Regions from separate parts of the Homo sapiens genome. Here region 2 is linked to region 1. A link is a loop called in an ENCODE intact Hi-C map of the cell type or tissue named here. Cell type or tissue: HCT116. All regions are shown on one strand.

What was found. A loop is a pair of places that touch in the nucleus more often than their neighbours do. Peaks named below come from ENCODE experiments on the same cell type or tissue, not always from the same donor. Only the 100,000 strongest peaks of a DNase experiment are listed, where the experiment ranks them.
Region 2: a loop joins it to region 1, with 19 times the contacts of the local background. A loop is called at or near these places in 2 of 110 quality-filtered maps.

What each region holds. Positions count from the first base shown.
Region 1 is chr5:121,867,360-121,875,359 of GRCh38, reverse strand. All of the region lies in intron 3 of LOC105379149 (a long non-coding RNA gene), which reads right to left. It overlaps LOC105379148 (a long non-coding RNA gene), which reads left to right and starts at 2,820. Exons shown (of 3, transcript XR_001742863.2): 1 at 2,820-3,055; 2 at 7,506-7,618; 3 at 7,785-8,000. In HCT116, a CTCF peak has its summit at 4,639 (motif pointing right); a DNase peak (open chromatin) is centred at 4,679.
Region 2 is chr5:120,652,023-120,660,022 of GRCh38, reverse strand. The region is part of intron 1 of PRR16 (proline rich 16); the gene reads right to left. It also overlaps the pseudogene PRELID3BP8. Among named protein-coding and RNA genes, the nearest start is that of PRR16, 190 kb to the right of the region's middle. In HCT116, a CTCF peak has its summit at 3,990 (motif pointing left); a DNase peak (open chromatin) is centred at 3,972.

The DNA of each region.
Region 1 (8,000 bases):
GCTGCAATCTGCCTATTGTAGTTTAATATTTTTTTGTAAGCATAAATTAATAATATTTTGTGTTTCTTATTGTTCACTTACAAGTTTAATACATATTTTCAAATATTCTTTCTTAAACAGTAGCATCGTAATATTTTAAATATATGCAGTTTTTAATAAAGAAATTTCTAACACCTGCCTTAAACAGTTCTCACCTTTTCAACCCAGTCACCCATGAATTTATCTGTTCTTTGTTTTTTCTTAAAAGATGAGTGGCTAACATATCAGGACAAGATAATATTTAAAGATATTTTCAGTTAAAATAGTCAATAAATCTGTGACTCTTTAGTATATTGTTTGGCTGTACTTCTGTTGTGATGGGCATCTTGTTATACACATGTGAGTGCTTAACTTAATAAATTATAGCTGTTTATCTTAATTCAGCTCAACTGTGATGCCAATTAGGTAAAAATGATTCATTTTAACATCATGTAAATGAGGCATTTTTGCAGAGGCAATTTTTCTCCATCCATCAAGTACATATCCCCTCTCAACTACTTTGTAGGTTCTAATATGTGTTTCCCGTCATAATGGAAAATTAGTATCAGGTAGGGTGAACATTTTAGCATAATCTATCACGACTGGCTAATTTTTGTATTTTTGTAGAGACAGGCTGTCACCATGTTGGCCAGGCTGGTCTTGAAATCCTGACCTCAGGTGATCCCCCTACCTTGGCCTTCCAAAGTGCTGGCATTACAGGTGTGAACCACTGTGCTCAGCCAGGAATATTTTTTAAAGGCAGCTTAGAATTGCTTTTTTTCCCCTCTAATGATAGTCCTGCAATATCATCTTAGCTCTTGGACTATCATGTATCAGTGAGACGGTAGAATTGTCAGGTTATAAGAATCTAGATAAAAAAGTAAATAACAACAATGCCATTTTCAGTTTATTTTATTTTAATTAATATTTACAAGAATAATTATCTGGTGCCTTGGACCAGAACTCAGTTTCCTGTGCAATATATTTCGGAAATATACCATCAAAACAAGTAATAATATTGAATTGGCAGGGGTTAAAAGACAGTGCATATACTGTCATAGGAAGCTAGGAGGTTAAAGTGGCCACAGATGTTAAATATAATGTGTTTTATGACTGGACTTTTTTGAAAGCAATGGAGCACTCTTAATCTGGGCTTAGCTCTATTACTTTCAATAAAAAACTCCTAATATAAATGTGCTGGATCAATCAATATTCAATTGAAAGCAGTACTGTAGTATGCAGAACATTTTCTCTCAAATCTTTGCTTCCAATGAATCAGCACATGATAGAATGCACTATTGATCACAATTAAAAAGTTATTAAGTAGACAGTGTGAGTATATAAAAGTCTATTTAAAAATATTAATATAACCAAATATCAAAAATGCTAATATTTGAAATGGAAAGGTATATATTAGGAAGTACCTCAAAATATAGCTTACTGAAATACACAACTCTTTTTCACAGAGGGTATAATATAGAGGTGTTATCATAGGAAGAAAGAAATCTAGGATTGGTATGAAAACAATAGTTTCAAGAAAAATCATGTTAAGTGCCTATTACAGCTCAACATTGTGCTAATATTGTTCAAATTATAATTTGTAAAGGGTAGGGATAGGGACATAACAGAAAATATAATGGATTTTTCAAACAATTGTCCCTAGAGGATTGTATCAGTAACTGAGGGAAAGTAGCAGATAGCAGTGATCTCAAAATAGTTACCACATAATCCCAGCCACCTGTTATTTTGAGATTCTTGAAGTCCCTGACCTGCATTAACTTACAAAGTATAGCATGAGGTAACAGTTTGTGAAGACTTAGATTAAGGGGCTGGATGCCCAAGCAGCTAATCGATAAGTATTGTGTGACTCCTTACACATATTTCCTAATGACATGGTCAGCCTCTACAATCAAAAATTTCAAAATAAAAACCACTCTCCACCATCACCTACCTAAACAAGTGATACACACACACAGGCACAGAGGACAATTGTAGACTGTGCTTACCAACTCAGAGCCAGTCAGCTGCTGATACTCTAAAATCAGCAATACTGGTAGCTGGATTTCAGAAAATAAATAATAAATGGAGGAATACAGCTTACCAGAAAAGAGTATTTTCTTTTATGAAAAGTTTAAGCGCTTTAATATGCCTCCCCCAAAATTGCTTATTTAGGATATTGCATAAAAAATTCTAGCAAGAACAAAACCATAGACAGATTGGAAATGCCTTGCTGTTGTGAAAGCCAGGAAAAAAGTACACACATATTTTGAAAAGGAATTTGGAACTATTTTCTTGCATGTTATGTCTTTTTTAATGTGAGTAATGTGATCCAGTTATGACTGAAGAGAAAAATGTGAAATGAAAGACAATCTTGAGTTCAAACAATAGGCATGCGATAAATTCTTCAGTCTAAACATAATAAAAAAAGTGTATACTTTTATGAACAGAAAAAAATCAGATTGCCTCTCTCCAAGGTAAATGCTAATTTCATATTTAAAAGCTATACATTTGATGAAATCCTAGGTTTTTAGCCTGCTTGAGGTGTCTTTATTTGCTCCAAGTTATTGACATGGAATAAAATAAAGTATAATATGGCCTAGGATGGTCATTAGGACTTCTAATGGATCAGGAAGGATAGAAGGATATGCTGAGAATTGAGTTGATTCTTAAAGTTTAGAAATTGAATTAGAAAAAAAAATGGGAGGGAGGAGGGGAATGCAGATTTATTTTCTGAGACATTATGTATTTGTAAAATGCTTCTGTTTTAATTAACTAGATATCGAAGGCAAAAAAATCACATATGTGGTTGAAAAACAACACAATCTCACATTTCCAAAATAGTCAGTTTGTATTTTTACTTTTTGAAGTATCATACAGTCAGAAGAGAAACTAGGGGATATCTCTTTTATTTCTTTAGCTCCTTCAAAAAGACCTTTGGTCACTTTGATGGTTAAGCTGTTTGAATGCTGCAGAACCTTGACTCACCACGTTTACTGGAGGAGCCACGAATCCATGATGAGGAAGGCAAGTTGCCTTTGTAAGTCAAAGATGCTCATAAGTTATTTTCATTATAGATTAATGAGCTGTGAAGATTCAAATCTCTCGAAGAGTTGGATGTATTGTGGTCTGTGTACTATGGTGCAGATGGGAAGTTACAAGTTGTTTCAGAGCTTTAGCCATTTAGAGGAAATCAATTCAGACTATAAAAATACCATTTAAGTCTTCTTCTAAGTGGATATTTTGTGGGCATCAATGCAGAACAGTATTATTTCTTTTACAGATATTATGAATGATGAGTATTTCATACTCTGATTTATTTTGAGATTTGGGAGGATGTCAAATTAAATAATATCCATTTACAATAATTATAATAATAATCTTTCTTGTTCACCATATCCCACTTGCCATAGACCAGTCACTGTGATAAATGCCTTACACACCTTAATTTAGTGCTTTTTAGAACTCTGTGAGGCAAATGAGAAAACCAAGGCAAGAGAAGCTTAATAACTGACCAAAAGTCATACAACTGATAAGTGGGAAAGTCAGAATTCAAACCCATACCCGTTTAATGAAAACCCGAATTTTTATTCCCTCCTCCATTAACTAAATGTAATTACCTTCCCCAAATCACATGAGTGCTGTGTTAGTCAAGAAGGTTTACTGCACATAACAGCTTAATAAAAGAAAAATGTGTTGGAAGATACAGTGGGTGTTCACAGAATTTTTTAAAAAAGACCTAAAGAAACCATAGCTGTTTTTGAGGACAGGGATTAGAACAAGGATCTGGAATAAAATCAGATCTGTTTTTCTTATTTCCTATATTGCGGTAGATGCAGAAATTTTATATGTATTATTTTATGTCTTCAAAAATTCTCTGGATAAGCATCCACTATTTCTTGTCACAGCTGTGATAACTAAGGCATGGGAAGTGAATTGATTTGTCCAAGATAGGTGGCTAATCAGTTGCAGAGGAAAGACTGGCGCTCAGCTTTCTTAGGCATGTATTCTGTTTCTGCTAACTTATTGTGTTATATAAAGCCAAACTGTATCAGCATTCCTATAAGTGTTACTTTTCTTATTTAAGTAAACAGGCAGGTTAATGGAGATATTAATATACATACATATTTTTGAGACGGAGTCTCACTCTGTCACCCAGGCTGGAGTGGATATTAATATTTTTTAAGGAGAAAACCAGTTTGATATTTGAGATTCTTATATGCCTCCTATATATATATATTAAATATATGTATTTAATATTGACAATATAAAACTCAAGAACAATATATTGGCAAACAATCTATATCTTAAACGTGTTCAGCATTATGTGATAGCAGCAAATGAAAGTTTATCTTTACTAACATGGATTTCATTAATTCTCTGTAGAATAAAGATTTCACTAAAATGCCTTTCTAATACACTGACTTTGGAATACAACATTTGGTCCATAGCAGATGCACAATGAGAAAAGGCTTTTTTGATAAAAATTATTCAGTGTTCTTTTATTAGCCATACCTTTTGTAGACATGCTAATAAAGGTAAAGCTGTTGATTAATTTCTGTGATATCAAGAACATTTTTTTTGCATTTTACTGTGTAAATGATTTCAAATACGTTTCCAAATTAGATACCTTATCCACAAGATGGTGTCCTAACATTAGCAACCAACTGGTTGCGCTTGTAAATGGAATCAACTTTACTTGGAAAAAATGTTTTTCAAGTTGAAAATGCCAAGTGCCCATGCATAAACATAATTACTCCTCAGCCTGTAGTTTTGTGCAAAATGTACTTGGGATAATGCATTGTTCAACTCAATTTGATTAACTCTCTTTGTTGTAGATTTGTATTTATTTATGTTAATGCTACAGTGGAATACTCAGTTCATTAACTTCTAATTTTGCTAAAACAGGAAAACTGTTTTCTTTGCAAATCACAACACATTTTCCAATGACAAAATACAAAATAGCTGAACTTTGTGATACATATATATATATATATATATATATATATATATATATATATATATATATATTTTATCGTATGTCAGCAGAAACACATTTAAGAATGTTAGATTTGTATCATGTATTAAAAATGTCCATAATGGTTTGTTGGTGAAATCAGGGATGGTAGTATCTAGCTATTCTTGCACCTGACTACATTTAAAATCTGAATATGGAACGTTGTATGTAGCTTTCCGAATTGAACATCATTGTTTTCTGTTTTTAAACCAATATTTATTCCCTGGATTCAGGAAATCGTTAGTTATAATTCTTACTGGCTATCCCTAATTTTTGAACATATTTAGTGGCATCACAATATCAATTCTGGGGGAAAAGAGGTTGGATACTTTTTATTGCTTCTAGGAGAGTCTGAATAACAAAAGAAATTGTTTTAGATAAATTTAAGTATATCAGTCATAAATTCTAGCTCCATTTAAAAAAAACTTAAAAAATATTTTATTAACTTAAAAAAAAGCTAGACTTGCCTTACAATTAATTGTAGTACTTTCGATTTTAAAAAAGAGTTTTCCATTTTTATGTTATCATCACTTCTACCAGTCTGTGAGTTTCTAAAATGAGTGGTTTTTCATTTTGTGTTTTCTGTTTTGGTGATCAAGTAGCACTTAAAACATTTTTTTTATAATGATACAATTTATGTATTTATTTGTCTATTTGACAAATAATTATATATATTTATCGTTTACAACATGATGTTTTGAAATATGAATACATTGTGGAATGGTTATATCAAGCTAATTAACATATCCATTATCTCACATGCTTATTTTTTTGTGGTGACACTTAAAATCTATTCTGTTAGCAATTTTTAAGTATGCAAATACATTGTTATTAAATATATTCACCATGTGTACAGTACATCTCTTCAACCTATTCTTTCTAACTGATATTTTGTATTCTTTGACCAACATATCCACAACCCCTGGCAACTACCATTCTGTTCTCTGTTTCTATGAGTTTGATTTTTTCAGATTCCACATCCATATGAGATCATGCAGTATTTGTCTTTCTGTGCCTAGCTTATTTCATTTAACATAGTATACTTCAGGTTCACAAATCACAAAATTTCCTTATTTTTTAAAGGCTGAATAATAGTCCATTGTGTATATATACCACATTTTAAAAATCCATTTACTGTTGATGGACATTTACATTAATTCCATAACTTGGCTATTGTCAATAATGCTGCAATTAACATGGGAGTGCAGATATCTTGTCAACATACTGACTTGATTTTTTTATATATGTATAACCAGAAGTGAGATTGCTAGATCATATGATAGTTCTATTTTAATTTTCTTTTGAGGAGCATCCATACTGTTTCTTGATATGCTGCACCATTTTACATTCCCACCAACAGTGGACAAAGGTTCTCTTTTTTCCACATCCTCACCAACACTTGTTATTTTTTGTCCTTTTGATTATAGCTATTCTAACAGATGTGAGGTGATACCACATTGCAGTTTTACTTTGTATTTCTCTGATAAGTAGTGATGTTGAACATTTTTTCATATATCTGTTGGCCATTTGCATGTCTTCTTTTGAGAAATGTCTATTTAGGTTCTTTGTCCATTTAAAAACTTGGGTTATTTATTTTCTTGCAATTGTGTTTTTTGAGTTCCTTATATACTTTGAATATTAACCTCTTACATGTATGGTTTACAAATACTTTCTCCCATTCTATGGGTTCCCTGTTGACTCTGTTGATTGTTTTCTTCGCTGTGAAGAAGATTTTTAGCCTGATGTAGTCTCATTTGTCTGGTTTTGCTTTTGTTGCCTGTGCTTTTAGGGTTATATCCAAAAAAATCTTTGCTGGATCGATTTTGGGGACCTCTCTAGACTTTCATCTTGAAAAAGAAAGTTTTCATTAAGTCATTTGTTTATGTATAGGACAAGAAAGAAATATATCACAATGACTTATATAGAATTATTTCATAAGTTATTCTTATTAATGGTACAAATGTGAATATTATAGGATTTTAGAAACAAATCTGGCAATATCTATGAAAATAAAATATACATATTTTTGAACCTATTATTATTTTTGGAAACCTACAGAAATGAAACTACCAGTCCATAGGGGCATATATACAATGATATTTACTCCAGCATTGTTCATGGGGGCCAAAACGAACACAAAACAAAACAGTAATCAAGATGAATGCCCAGCAAAAGATGAATGACTACATTATGATATGTCAACATCATGGAGTATTATGTAGCTACTCAAAGAATAAACTAAAGTTATAAAATGGTACAAGTTGTGTTGAAGGAATTTATACTATGTGCTATTGAATGGTAAAACTAAGAAATGTATAATATCCCATTAACAAAAACCAAAATCTTATATATTTATAACACTTTTATTCATGTATATGCCTACATACGTTTGTGTATGTGATTAAACTGTTATAGAAGGAAGCACGGAAGAATTCTTTTTTTTTTTTTTTTTAACATGGGGTCCTTGTTGAAGACTCTCACAGTCAGACTCCCTGGAAAGCGGTTCTGAGACAGAGATTGGCATTCAAGGAGTGAATGGGGGAGTGGCAGAGGGCTCCTTGTGTCAACCACTGAAGGGAAATGAAGGTAGGTCAAGCTTAGGGAGGGGTTGGGTTGTGATGAAGTCACAGCAAAAACTGGTTCCAGAAGGCCCTCTGGAGCTGAAATATCCCTGATATCCCCGCATGGTTTTTCCAAATAGGAGCAAGGGAGCTTTGTTTCCTGACATTCTCTGTATGCTTTCCCCTTCCAGCCCTCAGCACTGACTAGTCATTGGCTGTGGACTGCCCCAGGAAGGAGGTAAGATGTCATACCCGCAGCTCTCTTCAGCTGAGGGTGAAACTTGGAAGGAAGGATTCGCCTGTGAGCCATCAACTGTCAGCATTCCCAGAAGCTGAGAAGTAAGTTCTTTAGTCCTGAAAAGGGTAAGGAAATCTAGTTGGAATACCATAGTGTCTTCTAAAGGACT
Region 2 (8,000 bases), 1.2 Mb after region 1:
GAGGAAGAGTGATCTGAACTACAGAATGCATGGCAGTGCCTGTGTAGTGAGAAGTACTGGGGCTCTGGGTTGGAGGACATGCATATTATCTCAGGTACTTCAGCAACCTGCTCAGTAGCCAAAATGTGAAGGTGTTTCAGCTATAACATCTGTCACTCTTTTTAAGCATCAAGTGATCTGGCTCAATGGTACATTCTCAAACCACTGCAAGTTAAGCCAACCTTCCCTCAGATGACTGTCTCTTTTTGATCCAAGAATGTCAACTTAGCCAAGCTGCCGTTCAAGTATAAATACAAGAGACAAGATAGTTTCAAACCTCATGTTCTCAAGGAATATAAAAAAGACCAAAATTTACCAACCCAGAAGATGAAAGAAAAAGCTATGTTGAAAGGATTAAATCAATATTAATCTACTGTATATTTCAAAATAGCTATAAATGCAATATTCCTAGCATAAAGAAAAGATAAATGTTTGAGATGATAGATATCCCAATTACCTGCCTTGATCATTATATATCACATGAATGTATCAAAATATCACATGTACCCTGAAAATATGTACAAGTATTATATATCAATGAAAACATATTCAGTGGGTAGGTCTATACATTCTGAAGGAGAAAATATATTACATTTTATATTTGACATTTAAAAATTGCCAAATTATCCAATTACAGAGAAAACAAACAGAAACTCTCAAGGAACCAAGAAAACACAGACTACAGATATCTTGAATGCTTCTTTAAAAAATAATGGAATTGACAATGAAATCTAGCCAACAAAGAAATAGAATAAAAATAAAGGATGGTCTTTGAAAAACCACAACTACTAGGTCCTGGAATCAAATTGGTTCACCTTTGAACTTTTATTTTGTGGGGCCAGTGCTTTTGATAATTGTGTACATCCAATGAACCCTTTGAGCATTTTAAAGTATGGTTCATGAAAGACTTGGAATCAAACTAATATAACATATGAGACCTTAAAAGAACTATGATGGGGGGTCGCAGGTGAGAGAGAAAGAGAAAACCCACACTGAACTGCTGAAAGAACCCTGATTGTGACCAGAGGGAAGAATAAGAAGTTGGCAAGGACTGGGGAGGGCAGGAGGGAGAGAGAGATGAAGAAATAAAAAAAGAAGGAAATACTACTTCTTTAGACTTTTAGATGAACAAGTGCAAGATAATTTGATTTCAGACTATATTTCTGGATTTCACCTTTAAAAAGTGTTAATTTTTAAATATGATTTCACTCTCATATAATTAGAAAAATGGGAGCAGATTTATTTACGTAGGGACTCCTACTGCTGGCATTTTATTATTGGAGTTCCTTATATAAATTTTATCTTTATGTCTTGGAGTTCCATATGCATATGTATTGTTGTAGTATCTTATTTTTGTCTTTCATCAAATTTCAAAGCTTCTACTAGACAGTGAGATTGGAAATAATACAGGATCAGAAAGAGATTAGCAAGTAAATTTTTAGACTTGAATACAGAGAGCCTTCAGAATTTATTTAATTATATTATTTGGAACAATTTCAGGGCTTTATGGGGAAAGTGAAATAGTGAACACGAGTATTTCCGATTTGCTTAATGTTTCCCTAGTGCTGTCTGGACATCGTACAAGTGTTGGTTCCATGAAGAACAAGAGAATTCAGAGCTTTTTTTTTTTTTTCCCCCACTCATGGGAAACTGTTACAACAGCTGCAGAAATATCGAAAACCTATAAACCTAAGTGAGGCTGGAGTTGATATACTGGGCAGACATACATGTCACACTGGAGAGTTACCCGACTGTGAGCTTCTCAGTACAATGTGAGGGATGCCTTCCATTGTGAAATCACATATTGTTGCAGAAAAAAAAAGTGCAAGAAAATTCTGTAGTTGTATTTGCAGAGGGAAAATTGAATTTAAATCTACTAATATTTCATTTTCAAACATGGGTCCAATAGTTAGAGCTCTCTGGGAACAACAACAACAACAACAACAACAACATCAAAACCCACAAAACCTCATCACCAGTATTCCCAGGAAGGTACTCAAAGAAACAATGGTTGGTATTGGGATAGCACGTTGGTGTTGGGATAGCATTAGAAAATGCCCTAAAGGAATGTCAATATCCTTCCCATATGGCGACAATCACACCCTTAGTAAAGTTCAGTTCTTAATGGTAAATTCCAAAAAATGAACAAAAAGCAGAAGGTGGGAGGCAATAGGTGGGGGAACATGCGTTCACATTCCTAATGCTTTCTTCCAAGTTGTCACATCCTCACTTCTTCTGTCCTTGGGAAGGCAGAATAAACAGGAGAGTTTGGAAAGAGCATACATAATTAAAGGTCTTCCTTTTCCCTTCCTCTGATGAATAAGTTATGTGAAGAGAAGCCACTTGTTTAGCTCCAGGTGCAGGGAATATTCATCTTGTGGGACTGAATGGGTAACTCTGGGATTCAGTATTTAGACTAAGATATCCTTGCAGAAAGTGGGTAGCATTCTGTTAAATGTCTAACAACCAGCTCTCCAGGGTAAAAAAATCCCCAATGTGTCATTTACCAATTTTCATAGTGCAAATATTCCCACACAATTTGATTTCAAGGCACCAACATGAGGTCACTGAACATGGAACTAGGAGAATGTGTAAATAATTAGCTTTCACAAGCCCCCTATGAGCTGGCTCAAGCACACCACTGCACAAGAGTCATTCTTCAAGCTGCCGTTTATCAGAAACTTAGGTGTTATCTCAGCTTCAATCTGCTTACTCTAAGTTTATCCTCAATTGGTTTAAAACCTGGGCTGGCAAGAGGCATGCTAATTGTTTGTCTCCCTTAAACACCAAAATACATGTAGATCATTTCTAATTTACCTTTAGAGCTCTATGAGCAAAACAGTAGCTGAACTATACTAAGAACTCAGCAAGTTAAAAGAAATAAATCAGTTTGATTTTGTGATGATTTTTCCATATATAAAAATAACTGAGGTGCAATCTTCTTTCGAACAATCTAAGCTCTTTAATTTAAAAAATCACGTGGCTCCTATAAAGTTAAATGCAGACATTTCTCATTCCAAAGCCCCAAGGAATAAAAATTCTAACCTCTTTTATTTTAACCTCAAATATTCCTACAAAAATCATTTGGATATGTTTTCTTCTTAAAGAAGCCTTCAATAAAAGGAACATTATTCTGTGCACAGACAGTTGGTAATCTCATAATAAACGTAGGTTGAATGAAATAAATTCCCAAACAGTTTACTACAGAAACATTAAGCACAAATATATCACTTATGTATGATACTAAGTCAATAATTGGCTGATTACTTAAATTGCTTATATTTGTTTATAATAGACACAAAAATTATAGAAGTGGCTATTTTTAAAACTGGTAAAAAGCTACTTTGGCAAGGTGTACATAAATATGTTAACTGAAATGTGTGCTTTTCATAGCATATTTTTTGTCACAACTAATTATACTGGATTTTAGATATTGGCATCATACTTATAACGATTTTTCCCTTATTCCAGAGTGTCTGGTAAGTACTTTAGTAATTTTTTTTTTTTTTTTTTTTTGAGAGTGATTACTACTGTTAGAATGGCTTTCTATTTTCTTTGGAGCTTAATGTGACATGATAGATTATGGAGGAAGATAACAGTTTTCACATGATAGCTACCACTTATCTTACATCCGTTAAGAAGAGAGGTGCTATAAGAAAAGAAGTAATTGAACCAAAGATAGGCAAAGATATTATAAGTTAGCTATACAAGCTAACTACTCAGTTGACTTCTTCCATGATTGCCTGAAGATAGTGTACTTGCAGAACTTCAGTCAGCAGAAATTAAAGCGCAGTAAAATCCTTTCATAATGTGGTAAGAAGGCTCAAAGACAGTCATTGGTGAAAAGGTGGTGATGATATTTTGAGAATAACGAAATGAACCAAGCAGTTAGGGGGTTTGGAATTCTGGGTCTGACTGTGTACTCCAAATCCAAGTCCCAGTTGGAATTTGGCACCACCTGGTGGCAACTGCATGCTCTGTCTAAAATATAAAACAGGTAAAAGGCTCGGTTCAGTAACTGGCTGGGGTTCCTGGACAGTGATAGTGATTCAAGGGATCTTCTGGTGGCTGGAACCTGTCTTATCATCCCTATCCAAGGAATTGGGAATGATGGATACCAAGAATATAACGACCTTTCCTAAATCCACCTAGATCTTCAAGAGGGTGTCTCACTTCTCTTCACATTTAGCCTTCTCATTTGACCACCTTCATTTGAAAATATGGGTTGCATTCAGAAAAAAAAAAACAAAAAAAAAAAGTCAATTGCTATCATCCAAATTCACATTACCATGAGTCATGTGATTGCATGGTTTTATTTTATTGTGTTCCATACTAGGGTGTTTTAATGTACAATCCCACAGACCATATCCGTGAGTTTTCATAAGACAAATTGAGTAAAGAAATATTTTGGGGGAAAATGAAGCACTAAATTTGGTTATCAGATATTGTCAAACTACTACTTCTAACACTTCCTCTCCTTCTTTTTACTTGTTTGTACAAATGCTTCTATATATGTCTATAATAATAGGTCCATCTCTTTTTATGCTTTATTTTGACGCTAAACTATTAGGGACCATAAAAACCTCTTTTTTTTTAAAAAAAAAAAAAAGGTCAATTATTGATTTGAAGATAAATCATCCATTGAAAATTCTTGCTAACATTATACATTTCTTTTTAGTAATTTGTACAGGTAAATTTTATAGACTTAATGTCTATCAGCTAATATACACAATCACCAAGAGAAAATAAGCATTCATTATTAAGTATTGTATTATTAAATATTTATCATTACCACAGGCCTGAGTTAACATAAAAAATAAGTGAGCAGAGGGATGGGTGGAGACTGGAAATCAGAAATATCATTTTATTTCTCTTTTTCTTTTCAGTAGCTAGTATATATTCTGGCAGGTAATATATGATCAATAATTATGATTGGTGTACATGAGATAAAGAATGCATATATGAATACTTCAGTAAGTATATATTGAGCATCATTTGTTTTTGTTTTGAGATGTGTTTATATATTATGTTTTTGATCGTTCTCCCTTCTCTAATCCTTCCCTCTCTCTTTCTGATAATCTCTAATAGTTGGGTAATGGATGTCCTGGGTTGTTCCTACAATGTTTTTATCTTTTTTTCCCTCATTTTTTCTATTTCTGTCTTGTACTGTTTAGGGCTTTTACCATTCAACTCTTTTACTGAAGTTTTAAACATGGTCATAATATGTTTACATATGAGGACCCTTTCTTATTTTTATTACATATTTTCATAGAATCATATTCTTTTTAAGGGATGTAGTATATTCTCTCTCACTCTGAAATTATTCATAATATTTGAGGTTTACCTTTTCTCTCTGTTGTGTATCTTTCAAATTCCTTCTTATTTTTCCCCTCCTGAATCAATGGAGATGGAAGATAATTTGAGATTTTTTTTAGCTTTTCAATGTATCTCTGAATTTAATTTTTGTTGGAGGTGATATTTATATTTAACCAAGTTAAAAAAAAAAGACACTTTTTGTGGCAACTCTTATGTGTCAAGTAGTTTGTTATATACTAGGGAAAAAAAGGCCATTAAATTTTGTCTTCTCCTAGTAAGTCCATTATCTAGTTTCCTATGCAAAGAAGCAAAGGTTACATGGGGGTAGAAACAAAAAAATTAGGATTAGATTCAATACTCAAAATAAAAGGAGCTTGAATGAGTTAGAAGTCTCTTATTCTCATGTAAAGTAGGTAGTCCAGTGCATATTCAATTTGCGTCTTCTAACTTGTGGTCCAAGATGACTTGCAGCCATCATGTCTGCATTCCAAGCAGCAAAAAAGGGAGAAGGGGCAGCAAATCAAACACACCTCCTCAGAGGATATTTCCTGAAAGTTGTTCACATCACTTAAACTCTATTGGCTGGGTCTACATTATCTGTCACATCTACTAGTTACAAAAGAGTTTGAGAAATGTAGGTTTTTGGGACAGGGTGGTCATTTGCCTAGCTACCTTTTGGATATTACTTTATTGAAGAAGAATCAGTAATTTGTTAAGGGACAATTAACAGTCTGTGCCATAGTCTTGTTTAGGAGTTTAGATTTTTATCCAGATAGTGAGGAGGGGTCATGAAAGAGGTTTAAGCTAAGGCATTACTCACTTTTAAAAGGTCATTTTGATGTGTGCAGGCAGGTCATCATGAGAGGCACATAAACATGAGGTGTATGGCACAAGAGGGCTGCCCATCAGGGACTGGAGAAATGCATCACTTCTAGTGAGAATAAATGACTGCATTAACTTTGTTCTATTTTTTTTTAATGTGAAGCATTGTACAGTTGATTTATAATTATTTACAGAAGTACACTCACCATAAACCTAGGCCTAAGTCAAATAAATGGTAATCAGTGCTCTTGACTGCAGATATCCCTTCCTACCTCTGATTAAGATTTATCTCTTTATTTCTAGAATACCTTTGTTTTTCTAAGGATGTGTATTGTGATTTTTTTAAAAACAGACATGGTAAAAATTTAAATAATGCAAAAAAGATATACCAATATAACACTTATTATTATACTTATGGGTTAATACTATACTGTTTCTTAATTTTAAAAAATCATTTTACACAAAATGCATTTTGGTGTTTAATGCTTAATAACCCTTTATAATGTATATAATCCAAATGCCAGTGAAAAAATACTTTTTTTTTTTACTTTTATTGAATTATATATACAGACAAATATAAAAATCATAATTATAGCTCAACTGTTTTTTTTCCAAGGTGAACATCCATGGGACCAACATAGAGACCAAGAATCTGAATACCACAGGCCCTCCCAGAAAACACCTTGTGCTCCTTCCACAGTCACTTTCCTCTCCCAAGTGAAACCATTTTTCTTGATTTATAATAGCATGAATTAATTTTGCCTATCCTTGAACTTTATCTAAATAGATTAATATCTCATACACACTCTTATGTCTAGATTACTCGGCTGCATTTTAGGTGAATGATGAAATATATCTGCACTGTTATTTTAAATAATCTTTTTATTTTAGAACATTTTTAGATTTACTGAATTGTTGAGAAAATAGTCCAGAGAGTTAACATACACCCTTCACTCAGTTTCCCCTATTTTTAGCATCTTACATTAGTATGGTACTTTTTTACAATTAATAAACCAATATAAATATATTAATATTATTATTATCTAATGCCCATACTTCACTGAGATGGCCTCAGTCTTCACCTAATGTCCCTTTTCTGTTGCACGATCCCATTGAAGATACTGTATGTATCATGTCTCCTTAGGCTCTCTCAATTTCTCAGATATTCCTTGTTTTTCATGACCTTAGCAGTTTTGAGGATTATTAGTCAGGCATTTTGTTGAATGTCATTCAGTTGGGGTTTGTCTATACTTTTCTTATGGTTAGACTAAGGAAATGTGTTTTTGAGAAGACCACAGAGGGAAAACGCCATTCTTAACACATCACATCAATAATACTTACTAAAAATATGATTTATTACATTGATATTAAGCTGGTCCACTTGCCTTCAGGTAGTATTTGTCAGTTTCTCCAATATAAAGTTCTCTTATTTTTCCTCTATCTTTCCCTACTGTACTTTTTGGAAGAAAGTAATACATACTAAAAGTAACAAGCTTATATGACTCCAAAGTATATCATGACTGCTATACTATACAGAAACCTACAGGAAACAAACATTTACCACAGGTCCAATTCATGATGTCCATGTAGAATATCAATAAACAAAAAAAACATAGACACCATTGCAAATATTTCTTTTCCATAGAATCATCTAAATCGATGATCAAAACAGTTGACTTGATCTTTATATTAATGTACATCCATAGAAACAGTCATAAATGAAGTCTACACAAAACCAAGTGAAAGAACTTGAAAGTATAAAAATAATCCAGGTATAAAAATCATTTGACTTACAAGGGACGTGAAAGACCTCTTCAAGGAGA